2 separate regions of the Homo sapiens genome follow, and region 1 is linked to region 2. A link is a loop called in an ENCODE intact Hi-C map of the cell type or tissue named here. Cell type or tissue: HepG2. All regions are shown on one strand. Each heading gives the region's core, and the rest is flanking DNA. Links, peaks and the distances in the headings are about the cores only. Region 1 has its middle 6.6 kb from the start of NFIA-AS2. Region 2 overlaps NFIA (nuclear factor I A).

Region 1 (12,853 bases), core at 6,984-9,483, 170 kb before region 2:
ACACACACACACACACACACACACACACACACACACACACAAAAGAAGCTCTTGCCCTTCCCTGCCGCCCCCAGCTGCTGTGGTGAGACAGTCTCTGCACAGGCACAGGGCCCAGTGCAACTGGCCAAGTGGCCTCAGTCCTCTGGACAAGGCTTGGCAGGCAGCACCATGACAGAACCTCCTGCTTGGAAGGTGTTGGTGCCGAGACTGCATCTGGGAGCAGCACATATGTGATTCCACTAGTTTTTACACAAAGAGGCAGACTATGCCAGTGGCCAGCTGGCCAGCTGGGCACTCATCTGCAACCTTAGAAGCAGGAGTCAGGGAGCAACCCACTGATCCTCTTGTCATGGTCTTCCCAAGTGCCCAGTTTCCACATAAACCATTTCCTCATCACTCTCCTCCCTAACACTATCCCAACAGTACCCTCAAGGAGGCCCCACTCAGCTCTATGAGGACAGGGGGCTATGTATCTCCTTAGCTCCATACCACCAAGCACACTGCCTTACATGGAACACACTCTCAGTAAAGGTTTCTTGGATGGAAAGATGAATGAACAGATAGACAGATGGATGATGGGTGGGTGGATAAGTGTGTGCATGGATGGGTGTGTGCAGGGATGGGTGGGTGGATGGATGGGTGGGTGGATAGAAGAATCTTATAAACCATTGTTCGGATCCTGGCTCAAACATTTTCTTTTTGTGAGATCTTGGGAAAATTACCAAAACTAAGATACTACAAAACTAAGCCTTTTGGTTTTTTATCTGTACAAAGAATGATAGCAGTTACGGTGGAGATTGAGAAAATTCAGTAAGCACCTGATAGTAGGTGCTCTGTACACATTCATGGTTTTTACCCAGGAACTGTTTATAGATTATCAAGTCCCTTGCTTCTGTAGGAGGTCTTTCCTATCACTGTCGAATTCATTGCTCACTTGCATCTCTCCCAAAGGGATGGCAGAGGAAAGGTAGTAAAGGGTGCTTAGAGTGGAGTGAGGACTACAAGAGGGAGCACCAGTATTGACTGGGGATGCAGGGTTTCTAATTTTTCTAGCCCAGAAAAATTCAGACAGGCATGGTTTGGAGGAGACCTGGGTTCCAGTCAAGGCCCTGTCCCCAACTAGCTGGATAAACATGGCATGATCACCTCTCCCTTGTGGTCCTAGATTTCTTCTATGAGATAAACTCATATGATTGCATGAATGCTGAAGTCTCTTCAACTCCCAACTCTGTGATTCTATCCTTCGAGATCCACTTAACATCTTCTTACCTCCTCATTGAAGCCTGTCCTGACCATTCCTGCTGACAATAAATTCTCCCTCTTCTCAGAATCTGTGACTCTTGTCTGCGCTATGTGTCTGGAAATTAGTTCACTTCATAGCCTTGCAATGATGATGATAGCAAACTCTCAAATCATACTAACTGGAGGACCAGAGATTATTCTTAGCTACACACATACGCACACACACTTGAACATATGCATGCACATACACACACATACACACATAATCATTACATTCTCATAATACCTCTCTATGAAGTGAGCAATCTCAAAATCTCATTTTACAGATGAAAAACTGACACATAAACACACACAAAAAACTTACCCAAGACCAAACAGCTTTAAGCACTGGGCCAAGTATTTGAACCCAAGCAGGCATGACCTGCTGTTACCAGGCTGTCATAGGTCTCCTTGTTATTCAGCATCTCACTCCTCTCCCCAGTAGCTTCCCTAAGCATAGGGGCAGTGGGGTGCTGTGGCTAAGTCAAAGGACTCCCTGTCTAGACCACCTGTATGTGAACCCCAAATCTATTTTACTGCTTTGTACCTCTATTTTCCCATGCATAAAACAAGAGTAAAAAGTGCACTCCCTCGTAGGGTTGTTATGAGAATTAAATTAGTTACTCTAAGTAAAGCATTTAGACCAGACATTTGCTGTTATTGGGTGTAGGAGCCCAGCCTAAAACATCTCTGTAGTCTCTATGCCTCATACATAGGGAATGCTTTTGTGTTGACTCAGTCAAGAACATGGGAGGAGGAGTCAAACAGACCAAGTCCAGTCCTAGCTCAACCACAGATTAACTTTATGACCTTGAGCATGTCAGTTAGCTTCTGAGTCTCAGTTTTCTCATTTATAAAATGGGAATCACACGTGCTGCCCAGTGAATCCCACAAAGCTGTGCTACTCAATTCAACAAGACATATGTGTGCACCGTGCATAAACTATTAGATAAGTGGAAGGGTTTGTAACTAGTTTAGTCTAGATGAAACCACCGCCTGAGGATATCTGAAGGTCTCTGCTCGAGGGCTGTGGTCACCCTACTTCAAAAGCAGAAGGGACAGATCCCTTCAAAGGGGCCCTGTTTGTAGAACTCTTGCTAAGCCACATAATGTTATCACAAAAGCATGTTGCAGAGAGGACCTCCTGATTTTATCAAACTGGAGAAACCACCCTTCCATGCCCAATATGGGACAAGTCATGAGTTTTCAGCTGTGTATGGCTTTGTTCCAAGGCATACGAAGAGTTTTGCCTGCAATGACATATAGGTGCCCATTCGGTTTGTTGCAAGTTAGGAAGAAATTGATTTTACAGACCAGACAATATAATGAAAAGGGCATTTTTAGCTGTTTGCTATTTCCCTTTGGAGTTAGACACATTTATGTTTCGATGGCAATTTAATCACTTACAAGTTATATGACCTATTTAATTTATCTCAGCCTCACCTAGGACATTTGTGAAGATTAGAGACGTAGCACAGCTTGTGGCACATGAGAAATGTTCAGTGAATTTATTAGTCACTGTTGTTATCATTTCCCTCTTTATAGACTCCCAAGTTACATCGTTTCAGCCTGAACGCATGGACCCAAGAGCCCTCAAGCTCTGTCTTGCCTGTTCCTTCAACACATTGTTGAACTCTCCATGGTCTGAACTTTTCCTGACTCCTGCCAACAAACACTCCTTTGTCCCCCTCCCCATCAGACAGACCAGTGCCTGCTGAGACATGTGCCTCCTGATATGTTTCCCCATCCAGGTAACATTTGCTAAAAGACACTAACAATGGCTCTGAAAGATGCTAATTATGATCATTCTACGTCATACTGCTCCTGAATGCTTGCTTCCTAACTCATAAAATAGGATGCTAACATGCATCTCAAGGGCTTATCCTGATAATTAAAGAAGATCTTGCAACAGTTAGCTTTTGGTGCCTAACACATCATCCCACAACTTAGTGACTTATAATAAAAAAACATTTATTTAACTCACAGTCCTGTAGGTTTGTGATTTGGGCTGGTATCAGCTGTGCAGTTCTTCTGCTGGGTTCTTGATGCCTGGGCTCAGACCTCAAACTACATTAAGCTCACTACATTCAACTGGTCAAAACAAATCACAAGGCCAGCCCAGATTCAAGGAGTCGGGAAATAGACTCTGCCTCTTGATAAGAATTGCTTTAAATTATTGTGGCAATTTTTGCATTCCACCATAAGTAATAAATCTAAATCACCTGCTCCTCAAACTAATTTATTTGATTTCTCTCATATTTTTCATTCAGAAATCCTTGCAGGGCCTTTTATACGAAACTAAAAAACATTTATTGAGCCTTTACTATGTGGACAGAATTGCGCTAGGTATTGGGGAGGAAGGAAGGATTTAAGATATGTTTATGACAAAATCTCTGTCCTCAAGGTGCTTATAATCTCATTGGAGAAAATGTACATGCACAAAGATGAATTCTAAGGCCAGAGTAAAATACCAGTTTAAGGCAATAGTACAATAGCTGTCACAAGGGCAGGTATGATTAATTGCTAAGTCTATTGCACAGCCACCATCTCCTAAATCAGAGCACAGCAGGGGGAGATGGGTAGAGTCTGGGGTAGTCAGGGAAGGCTTGTCAAAGGAAAGAGGATTTAAGATGCGTCTTGAAAGACGGTTTGGTCCAAAGCACCAAACTCAAATGTCTCCCTGACATTCCCTTTCTATTCTTTCTATTCAGTTTCCCTGCTAGGGGGCCTTCTTTCAGAAAAGACTCCCTACAGTCGTAGCTTGTATGATTAAGCTCTCTTTCCAAATGCTGTAGGGAAAAATGAGGGAGATTCTAATCCTGGGAGCCATCTGTCAAAGGGAAGACCTTTCTTGATGATAGACAGAATTGTACAGTAGAAAAATTATGGGTGTTTTTAGTCCCCAAAGCTGGCAGTGTTTGTTTGCTTTTCTTCTGTGGGATTCTATTTCCTTATCTTTTATCTCGAATGGGGATTCTTCCTACAGCAGTACATGGAACATCACAGAGAATGTGAAGGTAATGCTTCTGGCATATAGCAGACAATAAATAGAATGTAGTTCCCTGTCTCTCATGCTCCTCCATTGCCTTTGCCATCTAGATCAAATTTATTTAGTAAATGTTCCATTCACCCTAATACTTAGCAATTGCTTCAGCATTAGGCCTTCACTCTTGTAGTCATGTGGCAAAGCTCATTCCAGAAGATCTCAGTGCAGCCCCTGGCACAAGTAAAGTGCTCAGTAAATATTTGTTTAAACGGCTTTCAGTCCCTGGAACTCATCATGCCCTCTCATGCCTCTGGGCACTGGCCCTTGTTGCTCCATCTGCCTGAAATAAGCCCCCTTTCTGCTTTCCAGCCACCAACGTAGCTAAGTCCCATTCCCTTCTTATTATTCATCTCAGGCATCTTTCCTGTAGGAAGATTTTTCTGCCCCTGTCCTCCACCCGCCCACCCGGCCCCACCTTGGGTTTAGGTATCCCTCCTCATTGTTCCTACAGAAGTGCAGGGAAAAGCATAGCATTTCAGAAAATGGTTATGGAACGGATGGATTGAGGGATGGATAAGTGGATGGATAAACAGAGGGATAGATGGAGGGAAGGATGGTTCAGTGAGATAACCCAGTCAAGAAATCAACTTGCCAAAAGCTCATTTCACATTTTGGACCAAGTATAAAATGCCTCTGGTGAAACATGAATTTTTTAAATCTGACATGGAAGCTAAACTTTCTACAAATATGTGAGAGCTGATAATTAAGGATCAGTTTCATAAAATAATAGACCTAACATGGAAAATTCCTGCTCAGCACATACACACTTAATACTCACCAGAAACAGCAGGTAAGCAACTTAATTAGAAAGAACCCCAACTAATGCATAAACCCAAGGAACAAAAGCCGTTCCCCTGGAAGTTTTCAGGGGCAAATTTAAGACAAGGTCCTTGGAGACAAGACTCCGTACCAACTGTCAGACTCAGTAAGCACAAGACCCCCAACTTGACATGTTGGGGAAAGAATGTTTCTGTCCACGAAAACTGAAGTTAGCTACTCTCAGATTCCCAACATAAATCATTTTCATCCTGCCAAAGGCTTCAGCTAGCAATGGGACCAGGAGACCTCAGCTCTCAGCTTCCAAATGTCCGCTTTCTCTCTCCATTCACAAAACCCTCACCACCCCTCTTCCTCACTTCATCATGCAACATTTCCCAAGTGTTTCAAGGTCACAGAAAAATAAACACTGTTTACTTAATTTGGAACACCATGAAATTTTTCTTTAAAAAAAAAGCAAAGCAATTTATTCAAATATTAAAGCTAGGAAGAACATAATATCTGAATTTAATAAAAGAAACTATATAACACCAGTGTATAATACTTTAAACGAAAGTGTCAAACAAAAGAGAAAGTACTGGCCTCTTCTTCCATATGTCCTCCCTTTAAAAAAATTTTTTTTAGTTTTTTTAGGGACAGGGCCTTGCTACATTGCCCTGGCCAATCTCAATCTCCTGGCCTCAAGTGATCCTCCCCATTATCCTCTCAAAGTGCTGGGATTACAGGCATGAGCCACCATGCCTGGCCTATTTCCTCCCTTTCCTTCTTCATCCATGCAACAAACATTCACTGACTGTTATGTGCCAAGCTGCTAGGCCCTTGATGTAAAACGGAGTAGGGCACAATTGTTTCCCACAATCTAGAGGAGACACTGGCATGTAATACACAGTTACTCTACAGTGTGAGAGTGCAAGGAGAGATAGATCCAGAGTCTAGCGGGGCCACAGAGAAGAAACATTCAAATCAGTCTGAGGGATCACAAAAGTCTTCCTAGAGAAAACAACATCTGAAGGATGAAGGAGATTTTAAGGACAAGAGGGGTTTGCCAGGCAAAAAAAAAACAAAAAAAAAGCAACAGTTTCCACACACAGCTAGAATGGTGTACACAAAAGTAGAGCAATGGATCAGCCTCAGAGAACCCTGGGTCATTCACTATTACTGGAGGAATGAGGAGATGAAGCAGAAGAGAACACCAGAGTCAGATCAGGAAGTGTCTTGTGTGCAAAGCCGGATTTGTACTTAAAAGCTATGCAAACTATTGAAGGCTGTAAGCAAACAATACCATAATCCAGCTTGCATTTAGAAAAATGATTCTGTCCTACTGTGAGTGATGGATAGTAGGGAAGTGAGACTGGAGGCAAAAGACCATCTAGAAAAATGTTGGAGGAAACTTGGTGAGAAGTGATGAAGGCCTGATGGACCACGGCACTGGCCGTAGGAAATATGGTTGAGGGTCTTTTACCTTTGGATGGAACCATGTATTTTGGATGAAACTTCCCAACAAAAAAATACATTGTGGCAACCAGCATTACCTTTGGTTTCCTTTGCATTTCTTTTATATTTGCTTTCCATAAGTAGCTGGTTTGGGAAAAAGGCATCTTTAGCGATCATTGTGGTCAGGAGCCCTACATTTTTGTCCTATCTCAATCATTTATCAGTTGTGTATCTTCAGGTGAGTCACTCATTCTCTCTGAGACTCAGTATTTTAATTTATAAATTTGATCATAAATTTTACCTCTTAGCTTTGCATAATGATTAAATAGAGGAATGTATATTATTACATATTATTATAATGTAATATATATTACATATTATAATGTAATATTTATTACATATTATTATGTAATATATTACTACATATTATAATGTAATATATTATTACATATTATTATTATTTAATATATTATTGTTTAGCCAAACATGTTGCAAAAATGAAGTAAAACACCACATACTGTATAATATTAGGAATATTTTGGATGCAAATGACAGAAAATTCCACCAGCCCTGGCTCAAATTAGATAAAGGAATATCTTGGAAAGTCTGTGAGCAGATTTGGCTTCAGACACAGCTTGACCCAGGCTCAGATAATATGTCCGGGATCTAAATCTTGACTCAGCTCTTCGGGTAATGGCCCCATTCTCAGACTCACAATGTAGGCTCCTCATCGCCCCAGCAGCTTCAGATACACATCACACTACACAGCACTGTCTCTTCCAGTAGGTTCTTCCACAAGCCTGGGACCACCACTCTCTGTCTCTTTCACTGGCCTGAACTGGAACATGTGGTCATTCCTATGACCAGAAAATAAAATTCATATATTGCCTTTGCCTATGTAAAGTGCTCGGCCCCTGGGACATATGAAAGTATAAGACTGAGAATGAGGGAGTGGCAGTTCTCCCAAAGCAAAAGTAGGGTACTGTTGTCAAATGCTAAGGGAAGATACCTTGGATGCAAAGCAGTCTACAAGTGTCCCTTATGCACACTCTCACAGTCAGGCTGCCACTCAAAGCCTCTTGCTGCTAATCAGCTGGATGGGGATTCACTGACCTTGCTGTTGTTGCCATCGTTTTGAGATGAGCTGGCCCTTCTTTCCACTTATGTCATAATAGTAAAATGGTTATTCATTGTCAAGCTTTGAAGTATTCTTCTGAATGCTCTCTTAGCACCTATGAGCTATTCAAGGATCACTAGGATTCTGCAGGACTCATTTAAGAAGCACTTCTAGAGGTAAGATGGGGCAGAGGGCAAGTGAGAGCTTCTAGCAACAAAGAGAGGGCCTAATGGGCAGGAATCAGATAAAAGAATCTGACAGTAATCAATAGTAATTGTATTTATAAGAGGCATCCTCTTCCTCCCTGGAAAGTACCTGCTAACCCCTAGGGACTTACCCATCTCTATAAGCTTTAAATCATTTCACCAATCTTTTACATCCAGCCACCTTGAGTAGACCCCAGGAGTCAGTTACCACTTTGTACTCCATCAGAACGTGTCCAAGGGCAGGGAAACACACAAACCCAAAAACTATGTGGCCATCAGAAACACAGAGGCAGCCATCGAAAACACAGAAGATGGTGCCTGTCAGTTCTTTGCAAGAGTAGAGAGGGGGTGAAGCTTGTCCTGCCCTGGAGGTGGCGACACTCACACACAGCAGGGGCCCTTAAAGGCTAGATCTCAGTATCAGTTTCCTTTAACTTTATTCTTGGATATGTTTATAGTTTACTCCTCTATTGCAAAGCAAGCTCCTTAGGGGTAGAGGCCATGTCTTTTTCATCCCTGACCCCAAAACTTACCACTATCCCTGGCCCAAATAGGCATGTCATGAATGTGTCCAGAATCAATGAATTCACTTTGCTAGGCACTGGCAAATACAAAGATCTAAAAAACGGCTTTGTACTTATAGGTCTTACAGCCTTGTAGGGTAGAAAATGAGAACACAGCTGATGAAATAGCTAAATTGAGGGCTGATTTGAAAGCACTAAATCACATCCATTACCTTATTTGACTCTCAGGACACCCCCATGATGTTGGCACAGCAGATTTGTTAGCTTCATTTTACAGACGTGAGATCAGTTACTTGGGATGCAAAGGACAGAAATACTCCACCAAAGTCTCATAGCTTAGTGACAGCCTGGACTTGGTCACTTGACTCTCAGATCTGGGTTCTTCCCATAACATTTTTGCAGCATTGCAGAAGATTCAAAGCAGGGATGTTCGGCTATCAACATCAAAAATAGTGAAACGAACCGAGCTGCTAAACTTAATTTTTTTTTTTTTTTTTTTTTTTGAGACGGACTCTCGCTCTGTCGCCCAGGCTGGAGTGCAGTGGTGCGATCTCGGCTGACTGCAAGCTCTGCCTCCCCAGTTCATGCCATCCTCCTGCCTCAGCCTCCCGAGTAGCTGGGACTACAGGCACCCGCCACCATGCCCGGCTAATTTTTTGTATTTTTAGTGGAGACAGGGTTTCACCGTGTTAGCCAAGATGGTCTTGATCTCCTGACCTCGTGATCCGCCTGCCTTGGCCTCCCAAAGTGCTGGGATTACAGGCGTGAGCCACCGCGCCCGGCCTAAACTTAATATTTTTCTAAAGATCAGCCTTGTATTATTGAAAGTGCTTTCTTAGCCATTCTCTCCTCTGATCACCACATCAAATTTGTGTAGCTCTTTTATAGATAAAAGAATAGAGACAGGATTGAAGTGTCTAGAGTCTAGACTAATTTGCAAAACTCGTCAGCAACTAAGTTAAAACTAGAATCTAAGACCTGAAGTACCACTCCCACTTTGCCTCCTCTTTGGCCTTAAAAAATGAGAGTTGGCAGGGCACAGTGGCTCAAGCGTGTAATCCCAGCACTTTGGGAGGCCAAGGCGAGCAGATCACCTGAGGTCAAGAGTTCGAGACCAGCCTGACCGACATGGTAAAACCCCCGTCTCTACTAAAAAGACAAAAACTGGCCGGGCGTGGTGGCGGGCGCCTGTAGTCCCAGCTACTCAGGAGGCTGAGGCAGGAGAATGGCGTGAACCTGGGAGGCGGAGGTTGCAGTGAGCCAAGATTGCGCCACTGTACTCTAGCCTGAGCGACAGAGCAAGACTCCATCTAAAAAATAAAAATAAAAAAAAGAGAGAGAGAGGAAGAGAGACTCATAGAATTCTTAAATCATAGCAATGGAGGAAACCCTCCCATTCCTTACAGAATCCCCTTGTCCAGCTTCTTGCACACCTCCAGAGAGAACACATTATTTACCACATCGGAATGTAGGCCATCCATTCTTGGGAATCCCTATCATCGGTCTTTTCATCAGAAACAAATCAAACTGGCTTCCTGTCATTTCCACTCATTTCCCTGCATTGGTTCAATTTCATTCAGTTTAAGTTTATTAGGTACCTGCCATGTACCCCCACAGATAGGTATTATTATGCCCATTTTGGAAACTGGGCCTTTGAGAGCTTACAAAATTTACCTAAGGTCACAGCTGGGAAGAGGCAAGCCCAGGTCTTCTGTTTTCAAATACTATACTATCTGTGGCTTGCACTTAAGAGTCGCAAAAATGAAAATGCAACCCTTCCTCCAGATAGAGCAAATAAGACCAGTTTTGCAGACACGGCTCCCTGTATGCCACTATCCTGTTTTACAAGTCAGTAAATGTTCAGGAGCTCCCAATACAATGTATGAGGTTAATTAATAATATGTAAAAGTTTATAGTTTATACAGCATAATCTCATAAACATTTATTAGTATGCTAATAGAGAGTAATGGCCATGTAAGCATAAAATCAGACAGGGGGCTGATGTGACACAGCAAAAGAGCTGTCAGAAAATCCATAATACTCTTTTTAACCAGCAAGAGTATTACAGGCATGATCTCCCTACAGACTTTTTCCTGGTTGCACTTCTGGATGACCATGAGATGGTTGAAAAGATGTTGGACTTGGAATCCGGAAATCTGGGTTCTCATCCTGGCTCTGCCCTTAAAGAAAGAAAAAAGGTTAGGGGGTGGGGTATTGACATTTATTGAACCCTGCTCTGTTCCAGTGCTCTGCTAGGCACTTTTCCAGTGATCTCTCCATTTGTTCTACCTGGATGGACTTAGGCAATCACCTGGCACATAATGCATATTCAAATATATTTATTCAATTATGCTGACTTGAAATGAAATCACTTTCCCTCTCTGGGCCTCAGCTTTCTCACTCAATCTCTAAGGTTCTTCATGTATTGCTCTCCTGATTTCCAGAAAGTCTTCCACCATCTTTTCCATATATATCAGGTCAGTCACATAAAATTTAAATCATCCCACTGTCTTGAAGTTAATTACACGGCAATGTTGTGCAAGAGCGACTGGATCCTCATCTTCCCACTTCCCCCAGTGGCCAAGAGACAGGACACCTGGATTTCATCGTTCACTGCCATCAGTGACAGAGGGGAAGTCATTTGACATAATGCACTTCAGTCAGTTTCCTCATCAGAAACACTGGGATAATAAAGCTCTCATGACCTGAGATACACAGTATTATTTTTTTTTTCTTTTGAGATGGAGTCTCATTCTGTCACCCGGCTGGAGTGCAGTGGTGTGATCTTGGCTCACTGCAACCTCCAACTCCCTGGTTCGAGCAATTCTCCTCCCTCAGCCTCCTGAGTAGCTGGGATTACAGGCACGCCCAGCTAATTTTTGTATTTTTAGTAGAGATGGGATTTCACCATGTTGGCCAGGATGGTCTTGATCTCCTGACCTCGTGATCCGCCCTCCCCGGCCTCCCAAAGTGCTGGGATTACAGGCATGAGCCACCGTGCCTGGCCTTCATGGGAGTATTTTAAAGCACACACATAAGCATTTTTCTCTCTGCACAACTGCTTACTGAGTATCAACTGTAAGCAAGCTCTCAGCCTGGGACATTGGGGATACAAAGATGACTAAGACCCAGTTTCTGCATGTAAGAAGCTCATAATGTATGTGTGATGGAAAGTGAAGGGTAAGAAGTAATTCTTAAACAAATAAAGTTATAAAGTTCTATGGAGAGAGAGAGAGCAATTAATTACATTTAGATGGGATTTTTTCACAGGACACTTCATTAAAGAGAAGGATTACATTTTTAACTTAGCCATAAAAAATGAGCAGACAATTTTGCTGCTTGCTTTTTTCCACATATTATGTTTATCATGCAAGTAGATCTTATTTATTTTAACTACCACCATATAGTATCTCATTTTATTAAACTACAGCTTATCTTTATTGGTCTACTAAGGGGCAATTAAGTTGTTACCACTTTTACATTATTAGATTGACTCTCCATGTACATGCTTCAGACACATGCAAGATCTTTTGCTAGCACGAACAATCACAAGTGGAATTACTGGTGTATGTTCCTTGTCAGGCATTGCCAAATGGTTCCCCACAGGATATGGGCTGATTAACACCACTATACAAAATATAAGGGCACATAAACAATGCTATGTATTGCTTGTGACTATATTTAAATACAGTAAAAGTACATTGGCAATGGTTATATCCTGACTCACCTCTGGAGAGGGAAAAGGGAAAAGGGCCTTAGCAAATATCAACATCTCTTAAAGCTGAATGATGGCTATATAAGTTTCTGGTAAATATTTTCCATACTTTTCTGGAAAGTTTAAAAGAGTTCAAAATTAAACTGGAAGATTCATATCAGGGAGAAATGGGGAGGAGTGGGCCCTCCAGGCTGAGGGAACATCACCAGCAGCACAGAATTGTAAAAGCACCCCATCTGAGGAGTGGCCGATAGCGTCACTTTGACCCGGGATGCCTGGGTGCGAAAGAGAATAGAAAAGGCTAAGTAGGAAGCAGCTGTACCAAGGTCTCTGGACCTTATTCTGACACTGACAGGTAACCACTGGAGCTATTCGAGGCCCGCAGGCCTGTGTGCATCTTCCTGGCCTCTCACATTTATCTGTACACCACAGACAAAGTATACTGACTGCCCTCCGCCCCTCTGCCTCTCCTCACAGACCTCCAAACCCCTAACCAGAAGCTGCAGGTCTGAGCTAGAGAGCCAGGGAGTCAGGAGGCCAGGGACCCTCCATGGCAGTCCTTGGAGATAAGTCAGGTGAGAGGCGCAGATGTGGAGAATGTACATTGTCTCATGCACAGGTGTGAGGATTGGGGGAGCTCTGAGCCAGTGCCATCCTAAGCTCCATGAGAGTTCAAACAATCCCCAGAGCCGGCAAGAAGAAAATTGTCTCATAAAACTTCCCATTGATTTTAGCTGGATCCTTATAAATCCC
Region 2 (12,853 bases), core at 4,975-7,474:
GAGGTGTTTGCGGCCATTCTACTTACAGGAACAGAATGGCGGATCTGTTACTATGTTCTCCTAAAATGCAGCTGGCCAAAGGTGCTAATTGGTAAACAGTTAAAATAGAAAGAAGAGAAGGCAATTCAGTTTTGGGCCTTAGTGAGTTTTTTTTCCTTTTCTTTCCTTAAAAAAAAAAAATTGTGCTTTTGGCATGCTAATGCATGCATTTAGTCTCTGCAAGAAATTTCCATTTAAGAAAGAATTTAAAAACATGAAGTGCTCAATCCATATCTCCTAAACAACTAAAAAGACTGCAATTTCAAATGAGAAATTATGTTGCAAAGAAGAAAAAAGTTGTTTATTATGGCTCAAAATTTTAATCACCCAAGGGCTGTAAAGTTAAAAATAGACAATTCTGCCTTCTGTTTATGGTAAACTTGGCTGAGTCCCGGCAAATTTCAAAGCTGAACATACTGTATGTTATTTTTGCTTAATTTTAGATTCCACATTTTAAAATTATTTCTTACAAGAAGCATATTTCAGGATATAAACTTAGCCTGAAGAACAGTATTCTTGATTTTTGCCCATATTGAAACTCCTTTGAAAATAGTAAACTATGGTTTTGGGATTTTCCTATTCCCAAGAGTCCAAATGGGTACCTTTCTAAGTCTTTTACATTATGAATGAACACAGGATTATGAAATTGTAAAGGTTACTTTCTGCTCTCTAATTCCTTTACTCGTAATTTTAGTTTTCTTAACGGTATAACTTGATGCAAATATATACACAGTAGATACTAACTTTCACTGAAGTGTTTTCGGGAGGGAGGGGCACTTTACAAGATGTGTTGCCTTTAGTTTTTCCGGTAAGGAGACAGGAAGACACAGACACAGGCTCTTAGGGCACATGGAAAGCGCCTGCCCCTGTGCCAAGAACTTAAGAGAGAGCCGGGGATGGACCCTCCTTGCTGTGGCTCCTGAACAGTGCAGCCTCTCTTCTGATGCACTCACCCTGGCGAGGAGAACCGCTTGTGTGGCGACTGCTTGGCCCAAGAGCGAGTAGGATTGTTGACTCAACTCTCTTCGTGTCTCCTCAGAGAGGAGGAACACCTGGCTTCACCTGTTTACATAACTCTTGTTGATTCTTGTCCCTAAGCTCTTCCAGAATGCTCTTTTGGGCTTTTCCTCAAAAGGTTTTTAGAAGAACAAGCTTTTTGGGGTGGCAAGAAATTTAGGATGGAGATTTTTGTTTTTAACCTATTAGTCAGCGTGGCATCAGAGAACCACATGTGCCCCACAGTCAGTGGCATGCTCAGTAAATATTTGTTGAATATTATTTAAGTGAATGACTGTTTGCTGAAGAACAAGATTTCTCTGATGACCTTGACAAACGTATGTTTGTGATTAAGTTAATCATAGCTACCACTTAGAACTTCTTACTCACTAGACATGTAGCTGAACACTTCATATGTCATTCTGCTTTTTGTTTTTTTAAAGACAGGGTCCCTCCCACTCTGTCACCCAGGCTGGAGTATAGTGGTGCAGTCTCAGCTCATTGCAACCTCTGACCCCCAGGTTCAAGCAGTCCTCCCACCTCAGCCTCCCAGGTAACTGGGGCTACAGGTGTCTGCCACCACACCTGGTTAATTTTTGTATTTTTTTGTACAGATGGGGTTTCACCATGTTGCCCAGGCTGGTCTAGAACTTCTGGACTCAAGTGATCTGCCCACCTTGGCCTCCCAAAGTGCTAGGATTACAGGCATGAGCCACTGTGCCTTGCCTTCATATGTTATTTCTGATCCACTAGGTTTGGAACCTATCCCAGGACACCTGGCCATATAGAGTAGCTATATCGAGTCTATATTCAGCAAGTGCAGGGTAAGCTCTGATTCCATGGTCCTTCCAATATGCCATACCACCGAGGTTGAGAAAGGTGGTGTTAACAGTACCCATACGTTGACATAAGGCCTCTGAGAGGCCAAAGGATATGCCACAGTATTCTTTAAGGTGCTTAAGCCCTTAATCATGAAATGTTTTCCTAGGCCACAGTAAGAATCTACTTAGTTTACACACAATTCTAATAAATCCGGTTATCTGTTTTTCAAATACAAAGCAGATTGATTCATTCAGCAAATATTTTCTGAATACCTATTATGTGCCAAGTAGATTGTTCTAGATACAGTGAACAAAAAAGAATCCTTGCTCTGACAGAGGTGATGTTGCAGATTAATAGATCAGTGGTTCTCAAAAGTGTAGTTCCTGGATCAGTGGCATTAGCATAACATGGGGACTTGTTAGCAGTGCAAATGTTGGTCCCCACCCCCGACTTACTCAGTGAGAAGCTCTAGGGGTGGGGCCTGATTTTAAACAAGCCCTGTAGATGATTATGATGTATGTGAAAGTGTGAGAACCAGTATTCTAGAAGATTTTAAACAATTTGTGTTCCTATGGCAGATAGCTCTCTGGAGAACTTTGTCTCCTGATTCATTCCCAGACTACCGTGTGTGTGTACATGTGAGTGTTGGGGTCTTACCTTATAACGGCATTTAGTGATTGGCAAAGCTCAGATGCTGGGCCTCTATGGGGCAGAGGCACTTGGACATTTGTACCTAAGGATGTGGGCCCTGGAGTTACATGTACCTGAATTCAGATTCTTACTTTGCCAAGCACAGCCACAAGAACTTGGGAGAGTTAGGAAAACTCTCTAAGCCTTAGTTTCTTCATTGTGCAAATGAGGTTGACAGTAATAGGACCATACCTCCATTTGTAGCATGGCTACTTGGTACAAAGAAAATGTCCAGTAACTAGTAACAATTGCTTTTCTCTCTCCAGGATCCAGCACCTGGCCTGGCACAGGGTACATGCTCAGAGAACAAGTCTTTGAAAGAATGGGTAGATGTTTATTTTCCTTTGTATTAGCCATTAGCTCAAGGTCTGCAGCTACTTAATTCCAACCTGGGTCCATTTTTAGCAGAAGAAAAAAGAATAATGGGACTCAGCATCAAGGCGCACCTGACACAGAGTCCTCTTGGAAATGTGTGACCTGCCTCAGTTTAGCCACTGCTTTTACTTCATCCTCATCAGTCAGAGTATGACATTGCCTTCCCCTTTACCTCTTAATTTTGGAATATTTCAAGTGCCTCTAAAATTTTATTTAATTAAGGGGCTTCCAAATCTGCTTGTAGATATTTTATTCTTGAAATGCTTGTGGCATTAATAGTAAATCAGAATCAGACCTCCACCTATTTTGTGCCATTTCAGCACTAAGCCAAGGAGAAAAATTATTGAGGAAATTAATGCTTCCCTTAAGCACAGTAGGAACACGAAGCTAACATACTGCCGTATAACCTGATTTCACTGGTATTCTTTCTGAAATTTTTGTTTTTCTATTTCTATTGCATATTGGACTTCATGGCTAAAACAAAGTGCAATTATGAGGAGGATGTTTTCTCAAAATCTGTAGGGTCTGGTTGGTCACATAACCTTTCAGAAGAAACATTATCTACTGGATGACTTAGATGTTATTCACCAATAGATTATCAAGGTTTATCTCCAGATGTTCATTAATTCACTAAGTATTAATTGAGTATCTACTATGTGCCAAGCATCGTCCTAGGTGCTAAAGATATAGCAGTGAATGAATGGGACAAAAGTCTCTGCCCTCTTGGTATATACTTAGTTACTTTCTTTTTCACACATGGGCATGTGTGTAGGTGTCTCTGGAGTAATGCGTTATATGCAGGTGTTGAGCCTAGGGTGGTGTTGGGTGCATCATGGGCACTCACATGTTAATTTCCTGCACTGTAGATGATTGCTGATTCTCAGTGATATAATCCAGTCAAACCATTTGGCGTTCTTCTGCTTTAAATTTTATTGGTGAGGTTTAACTCTTCATTAATGAACGCTGTCACATTTTCTCTCTTCTCTGACATGTCCTGGTGCCCTGGGTTTGTGGGGTCAAGTCACTGCCGATTTAATTCAACTCTTCTTTGTATGACTACAAGTCCTGTGTTTTAGTTTCCTATTGCTGCTGTAAAAAATCAACATGAACTTAATGGTTTACAGTAACACAGATCTATTCCCTGATAGGTCTGGAGGTGGGGAGTCTCAAATCCAGTGTTACTGGGCTGAAATGAAGGTGTTCCGAGGACTGGTTCCTTCTGTAGGCTCCAGGGGAGAACCTGTTCCTTGGGCCTTCCAGCATCTAGAGGCTGGCTCTTCACTGCATCACTGCATTTGAGCTCCGCTTCCTTCTCCTGGACCTTTGACCCTCCTGCCTCCCACTTAAGGAGCCTTCCAGTTGCATCATTGGGCCTGCCTGAATAATCCAGGGTAATCTGTCTACCTCAAGATCTTCAACTTGATCACAGCTGCAGAGTCCCTTTTGTTGTATTCATGCATTCTGGACATTAGGATATAGACATCTTGGTGGTTGGTCATTGTTCGGCCGATCATACCTTGTGAGAAATTCCAGTGTCCCTGGGCTGAGCTGCTAAGGAGCAGGTTTTATTGAGCAGTCTTTCCCATTCTATGAAACCCAACCCAGGAGAAAACGCTCTAAAATGCAAATGTTGCTAACTTGGCAGAGCCTAATTATATGTGCACAACTACCTAAAATTTTCTTAATAATTGCTCTCTGTTCCACAAGACTTGGCTCAAAAACCCCTCCTCCAAGGAGCCTTCCTGAATTTTCCTGGGCTTGTATAGTACTCTGTGTTTGTGATTCTGTGTCACGCTCTGTGTAAGTGACTCCATGATCAAAGCTTTCCTGTTGTAATTGTGTGGATTTACTTGTTGCCCACTGTCCCCATACCCTCCACCCCCACATGGTGTGCTTTCTCCAGAAAGGGACTACTTCTGCTGACCACACAGAAGACGTGTGTAAAGTCTGTGTATCAATGAATGGATTCTCATCTTTCATAGTTTTTTTTTTAAATAGTTTTATGTGTGTTTAACTTAATTTCACTTAAAAAGATATTTACCAGAAGCTGAAAGTAGGGTGTGATGAGGTTGGGTTCAGGAAGGACTGGTATCACATGGCTTCCCTAAGTTGTATATTACATTGTTAGGACACCTGACAGAGCTGTGGATTAGTGAATCTTACGGATGGCTCTTTTCAGTTGAATATAATTCTGAAGCTCTGCACCATTCTTCCCACTGTGTTGCTGTTAATCTACCATAAACCAGGTAGATTCTGCATAGTTGGAAGTGATGGAAATCAAGGTGAATGCCTGATTCTTTAAATCTTTTTTTTTTTTTGAGATGGCGTCTTGCTCTGTTGCCCAGGCTGGCATCCATTGGTGCAATCTTGGTTCACTGCAACCTCCGCCTCCTGAGTTCAAGCAATTCTCGTGCCTCAGCCTCCTGAGTAGCTGGAATTACAGGTGGGCACCACCATGCCTGGCTAATTTTTGTATTTTTAGTAGAGACGAGGTTTCACCACGTTGGCCAGGTTGGTCTCAAACTCCTGACCTCAAGTGATCTGCCCGCCTCGGCCTCCCGAAGTGCTAGGATTACAGGTGTGAGCCACTGCGCCTGACCTGAATCTTTAAATTCTTAAAATCAGTTTTAGTCACCAAAGAAGATACTCTGTAGCTTAATAACTTTGAGTTACTGTAACGGAATCAAGTCACTGGTATTGAGACATTTTTATTTAAAAATTTTAAATTAGAATCTTACTATGTGGAAAAATACGGTCATTGTTGGAAAATCATTTTGCCTCTTTTTAACAGCATTCAGGCAGTTTTTTTTTCCCTTTGAAAATAGACCTTGGTCTGTGTTGTTGGAAAGCATGTAATTTTCATTTGTTTTTTTTCACCTAGTAGTGCTTAATGATACCATGTGAATTTTTATAGTCCCAGCTGCACTGAAGTGTGTGCCCTGAAACTTCGGTTGGATTAAGAAAAGTAGCTTGGTGTGAGGGCTGAAATTGGTGAAATGGGAGAACACAGGGTTGCATCTATATATATTGCAATTAATATTGACGAGTGGGCAGAAGTCCAACATTATCCTAGGGGGTTGGCTAATGTTCTTTGTACACCAATGCAAGTGAGTCTTTTCCCTCCAGGTGTGAATAGTTTAATTTAGTAGGTCGATTAGTAGAAGCAAGGGGTGTTTTCTTGTATTCCAGTTTACATTATACACTCAACATTAACTAGCTGTTTAAGGTACAGTGCATTGTTGAGTAGTTGTGGTACAGGTATCCTGAGACGTTGCTAACCCATCTTGGTATCTCCAGGGCCTGGCATCTAATGTAGTAGGTACTCATTAGCATTTGCAACATGAATAGGAGAATGAATGAGTGGTTGTTGTGGCAAAGTCTCTTAAAAATCCTGGTCCCTGCGTACCTCTGTAGCCTTCTCATCTCCCCACCTTCTAGCAATAATATTCTATTTGTAGCTTGTTAAATACTCCACATTCTTTCCGGCCTTTGGACTTTTGTACATTTCATTCCCTCTGACTCTCACACCACCTTCCCTGTCCCCTATCCCCTTTGTCTGGCTAATTCCCGCTGGTTCTTTATGACTTAGCACCTTCTAGAAGACGTTTTAGGAGGCATCATAGTGGGTATTTTGTTGAAGGCCTGGTTTGTTTTTCATATCTCTATGATAACATATCTCTTTGGGTAACAACAGAGAGCTGCTGACTAGTGGCACCGTTGAAAGCTGCATATCTGAAGCTTCTTTTCAGGAGAATGTGGATCATTTCAGGTGCCTGCATCATTTGCATGTACATCTTCCAAACTCTATTGGTACTTTCCATTTAGATATGGGCAGAACATGATGCTACAGTAACTGAAACAGAAGTTAAGTTAGCAGCAGATTCTCTTCCATTTATAGCATCAGTATCAGGGTAAAATGGGAAGATGAAGGAAAACTATTGATGAATTACCTTTGGTACAGCTGATACTAAAGTGGGTAAACAGGCAAAAAGAAGTTGGGAAATTGAACCATTCTCTTTCTTTTCTTTTTTTCAAAATTAGAGACAGGGTCTTAATTTGTCACCCAGGCTGGAGTGCAATGGCACGATCCTAGCTCACTACAGCCTCGAACTCCTGGGCTTAAGGGATCCTCCTGCCCCAGCCGCATGAGTAGCAAGTGCATGCCACCATGCCTGGTTAATTTCTTTCTTTTCTTTTTCTTTCTTTCTTTTTTTTTTTTTTTTTGGATGAGATATGGGTCTAATTATGTTGACCAGGCTGGTCTCGAACTCCTGGCCTCAAGCAGTCTTCTCACCCTAGGCCCCCAGAATGCTGGGATTACAGGCTTTAGCAACCACACCCAGCCTGAACCATTTCCTTTCTGATTTAACTTAGGAAAGTTTGCTGCATAGTAGGAGCTCAGCTAACATTTGCTGAGGATGAAAAAAATAAATGAACCAAGTTTGTTTTGTTTGCATCTTTTTCCTTTTGCTTTACAATAATATATTTTTTAAAATTCCCTGTCTTTTCTACTACACTTCTTTTGGCCTTCATAGCTCTAGCCCCAGACTATACTTAGTGCTTTTGCTAAGACTGACTCATCTTGTTTGATTGCTTTAGTGATATAAGATTCTTGTATCCATAGGAATGGTGTGAGACTGTATGCCTTTCATGTTTGCAAAAATGTAAACCAGAAGAGCCAGTTATTGGTACCAGTACCAACTAATTCCTCAGAGCTATAGGGCAGTATTAAATTACTAAGCCAGTGTGGAAACAGCATGATCTAATGGAAAGCTAATTAGCCTTTGTGTCAGATGGGTGTGATTCAAATCTTGTCTGTACTGCTGATGGGCTGTGTGACTTTGGGCAAGTAGCTTAACTTCTCTGAGTTCCCCTGTCTCTGTTTTTTCATTTGTAAAATGGAGTGGAGGGGACAATATTAACTTGCAGGATGGCTTGATGATGAGAAATGATAAATGTCTTAGTCTATATTAGATCTTCAGTAAATGGTAGTTGTTTTGACCACTGTTACTGCAATGAGCCAAGGTGGCTATAAGCCCTTCAGTGTTTCAGTAAGGACAAGCTTACAGGTAACCACCAAGATCAGGGCAGAACAGCTGATTTAGGTCTAAACAGGTTCCATCGTGTGTCTTCAAAAAGGTTTTCCTTTTTTTCCTCTGGAGAAAATTCAGACTGGTTTAAGAAGGAAACTGAGAGCCTCTTCCCTCCCTATGTTCTGAGTGTTTCAGAGATGGCCAGAAATGGATACTAGTTACTAAGCAAGACCTTTAAAAAATACACGTTACAAGGCAGGTTGGTATGAAGGAAAGAGCACTGACCCGTGAGTTATTCTCGCGGGGCCAGGCTCTGCTCCACTCAGCTCTGTGTTCTCTGCCAAGTCCCTTTAGATCAATGTGTCGCATGTCCCCCCATTGTGAGTTGAGTACATTGGACCAAAGGATTATAGTTTGTTTTCTTCCCAGGCAAGTGCCTCCTCCTGATGGGGAGTTAGTATGATGTGGGTGGCCCCAGTAGGACTGGGCTGGTCTTACTGTTCTAAGAAGTGTTAGCAGAAAAATGGCTAGGCATTGGAGTAACCCTGTGATTTGACATTTTGGGGCATCCTTTCATGGTACGATACACCTGGCCAAAAGTCTCCCAGCTCAGAAATTCTATAACTAGAAATGCTTTGAATAAATATATACTGAGAAGGTATTTTGGGGGGAAATTTTAAAATTCTTATCTGACTTGGCTAGAGCAACTGCTTACGACACTGGACTTCTTAGGGGTATCGATAATGGTTGTCTTTGAATGGGGAGTGGATTTCTCAGCTTCCTGGGAACAGCAACAAAATTCCCCCAACAAACCCCAGGGTGTCTGAAGCGCCTGCTTTCTTCTCAAAGAGCCCGATCGAATACTCTTCTGTGGGCTCAAGAGCTATCAACAGTATTGAACAGTTAGACTAGAAGGATGGGTTGAGAACAGTTGCTCCCTCAAGGCTTGGAAATTAACAAAGACCATATTAGTAAGAATGGGGAGGGAGGTGGGAGGTGAAGAGAATGAGGGCTGGGAGGAGCAATTCGGAAGTGGAGAGGGTGATTGGAGGGGTTTGTTTCCCAGACAGTTTTCAAAGAAGAGGGATTTGTGTAGTATGCCATGGGACTGAAGATGCAGTGCAAGACCAGTTGATGTTCTTCTTTTAATCAACCAATTAATTTCTCTATCATGTTTCTTTTAGGCTAACGAAGTGTCTTCTTTCCTTTATCATGGCCATTGATAGCAAGAGCTTAAGGGAATCTTGCCTCCCTGGGCTCAGGATAGGCTGGAGAGAAGGACACACATAAGAGGAAATTGACATTTTGCAGTTTTTGTTGTTGTTGTTTGTTTGTTTGTTTTTTTGAGACAGTCTCCACTCCGTTGCCCAGGCTGGAGTCCAGTGGCACGATCTCAGCTCACTGCAACCTCTGCCTCCCAGGTTCAAGTGATTTTCATTCCTCAGCCTCCCAAGTAGCTGGGACTACAGGCTTGCACCACCGTGCCTGGCTAATACAGCTTTTTTTTTTTTTTCTTAATTTTATCATAGGTAAGGGAAGACGATCCAATGTGCAGAGAAGGCTCAGGTTTTCATTTTAGTCTGCGGGTGATTGATTTCTTTCTTTCAAGGGGCTGGTTGAGGAGGTCAGAGTCTTAGAAAGGGAGAAGAAATCAGGGAAAAGGAGAAAAGAAGGAATGAGATTTATGACCCTCTGGATCCCAGATTTTATGTCGCGTAACCATTCCCAATACTGGAAGTTCATGACACCCTGAGAAACAGCCCTGGAACTCAGAGCAGTGATCTGCATGCAAAGGCAAAATTAAATAGTCCAGCAACTGCTTTGACCGAGAGACACACATAGTACTATTCTGGGTCCTGAGTGCTGCTTCCCTTTCATTTCTCCCCTAGGCACAGATTCCACTGGCTCACAGAGTGATGAGTTAGACCACCCAGGGCCACTTATGTTATACTGAGGGCGGATGCTGATAGTGCTTATAGAGGAATTATTTCAACAATGAGACTTTTCCATTATTCTTTCTGCAATCACCCTCTATACTCAGAATGTGGAAACCTTGGCATCTCTCACTTAAGAACACTGAATTCATGGTGTTGCTCAGAGAGTCCTGTCCTGGTTCCATAACACTGTGATAATAACTGAAGATCTTTAAAAATGTATGTATCTTCCATTTTTATTCCATATGGCCCCTTAGGTAACATGACCCAATGGGGCCATTAAATGACCCTGCCTACACTTGGATTACTCAGTACAAAGCAAATTTATGGTTGTTTATTCTCTCCTCCTATCAGCTATTAGTGCCTAATCATATGGTCTATCGATCATGAGATTAATCGCCTGCCCAAAGAGGCAGCAGGTCTTGTGGAATGCTGCACTGCGCCAGACTGAACTTCAACCTTTTATACAAACTGGAGGAGTCAAAATCATCATTCACTGCCTGAAATCCTTGCACCCTGGGCCTCCTGCACCCCAGGAGGTAAATCCCTGCTTTTTCAAACAGTGTACTTTGCACTTCCTTTCCTTGTGTAAAACTTTACCTCATTGATTCAGGCAGGCACTTGTAAATAAAATCCTTTCCAAGGCATCCTATAAATAATGATCTAAGCTGAAAATATGTGGGCTTTATTATACAAAGCCCCATAGTGCTGCCATAATTAAAGGTCTGTCAGTATTTCTATTATAAATTCTCATTTTAGAAGATTTATCACTGGGCTATTAAAGTTTTCTCTAAGACTTTCCAAGAGTATCATGATCTAAGGCCTTTTTTTTCTTTCTGTGGAATGTGTTGCTTTGAAGATATAAAAAATAAAGTCCAGAAACATTATCACATAGGAGTACACACATGCAGAGATTGGACACTTTAAAATTTGAGCTCTGCCTCCACTAAAGTGGCTTCTGTTTGCCTCTTGTGTTCTCATTGCATTTATGAGAACAGAGAATCATTGTAGGGCTAATACTGTATTGTAATATTTGTTTCCTGGTCTGTGTCTTTTACTCTGAGGAGAGAGAGGGCAGGGAGTTAAATCATTTGTCTTTCTGGCCCTGGTTCCACCAGAGGGCCTTGGCAATATAAGCACTGGGTTTGTTCAGTAAATGAGCCCCAGGGTGAGAGTCAGGAAATTTTCTTCCTAGTCTTCATCTAGTCATTAAAGGTGAGGAGTGAATTCAGGCAGTGAATTTAGGCAAGTCCCTTTACTTTCCTGAAAACAAGTTTTCTGATCAATGAAACGAGTGTGTTGAGTTCAGGGCTAGTAAATCTGTTTTTGGTGGGTTGAATACTGCCGGCACAGTGTTTTCAAACACTTGAATTGGAATGTCTTTAGATGGAATCTGTGCCTTCTAGTTTGCCATAATCCCCACTGTTCCCTATTATATTATGTTGTATCAGCAGCCTGCTTCTATCATTTGCCTGCAGAGTCTATAAGCATTTATGATTCCTTGTAATTATTGATCATGTGGTCTTTTGTTGCTATACTAAGGGTCTAAATCTGATTCAGGTTAGCCGTTGATGCCTTTGACTGTAACTGTAATTCTCTAACTTTCAACCCTTTTATCATCAAGGACCTCAACTATTATTTTTTGTTCCATATTTGAAAACTTTTGGTGTTCCAGACACACTGCATTGGTTAATAACTAATTTTCCCGTTGTAAAAACAGACACGTGTAACTGAACACACAAATGAGCCATCAACAGTATGAATATAAAAGTGTTTGTGCAATGAGTTGGTTGACGTTTCAGCTAGCTTGTTCAGTTGTTTCATGGGTAAGTGTATAGTTTTTGTTTGAAGTTTTGATATATGAAAAATAGTTCCGAGGTCTTCTGCCTTATTAGACATGTGATAGACAAAGGATTCTAGGTGAGAACTTAGTTTATTCTTTTATGAGTTGCTGAACTGCCCTGGTCATTAGAACATCAAGTAAGTTGTTTATCCACATGCAGTTCATGTCTTTTCAGTTGTCTCCTTATTGGTCAGCTTAGAGAGGGCTCTACAAAACCTGGCTTTTACATTCAGTGAGCTGAAAAGAGCTTCCTATATGAGTTTACCCAAAGGCCCTTGTTACATTTTCTCCCTTTAGTCAAGAGTACTTTGGAATTTTACATTTTCTCCCTTTAGTCAAGAGCACTTTGGAATTTGTTAAAAGGATTGGGAGACAATTTGAAAACTTGGCTCTCCAGTTAAGAAGAATCATTTTTTACACTTTAACTCAGACTGTTGGTGAATATTGTAAATTGACAATTTAAAAACACACATTTGTTTTATTTTATTTTATTTTTTATTTATTTTTGAGGTGGAGTCTCACACCGTCTCCCAGGCTTGAGTGCGTGGTGCGATCTTGGCTCACTGCAACCAAGTGAGCCTTGGCTCACCGCCTCCCAGATTCTCCTACCTCAGCCTTCCGAGTAGCTGAGATTACAGGCATGCACCACCATGCCCAGCTAATTTCTGTATTTTTAGTAGAGACAGGGTTTTGTTGTGTTGGGCAGGCTGGTCTCAAACTCCTGACCTTAGGTGATCCGCCCGCCTTGGCCTCCCAAAGTGCTGGGATTATAGGCATGAGCCACCACACCCGGCCTTATTTTATTTTTGAGACAGGGTCTTACTCTGTCACCCAGACTGGAGTGCAGTGACACGATATTGGCTCACTGCAGCCCTCGCCTTCTGGGCTCAAGTGATCCTCCCACCTCAGCCTCCTGAGTAACTGGGATTACAGGCACACGCCACCCTGCCTGGCTAATTTTTTTGTATTTTTAATAGAGATGGGTTTTGCCATGTTGCCCAGACTGGTATTGAACTCCTGGGCTCAAGCCATCCACCTGCCTCACCCTCCCCAAGCGTTGAGACTACAGGCAGTGAGCCACTGCATCTGGCCAAACATACATTTAAATAGAGCAGATGAAA

What was found. Peaks named below come from ENCODE experiments on the same cell type or tissue, not always from the same donor. Only the 100,000 strongest peaks of a DNase experiment are listed, where the experiment ranks them.
Region 1: a loop joins it to region 2, with 4 times the contacts of the local background. A loop is called at or near these places in 2 of 110 quality-filtered maps.

Annotation. Positions count from the first base shown.
Region 1 is chr1:60,970,920-60,983,772 of GRCh38, forward strand. No RefSeq gene overlaps it. Among named protein-coding and RNA genes, the nearest start is that of NFIA-AS2, 6.6 kb to the left of the region's middle. In HepG2, for the core only: a CTCF peak has its summit at 8,236 (motif pointing right); no DNase peak of the experiment used is centred there.
Region 2 is chr1:61,141,929-61,154,781 of GRCh38, forward strand. The region is part of intron 2 of NFIA (nuclear factor I A); the gene reads left to right. Among named protein-coding and RNA genes, the nearest start is that of NFIA, 66 kb to the left of the region's middle. In HepG2, for the core only: no CTCF peak of the experiment used is centred there; a DNase peak (open chromatin) is centred at 6,403.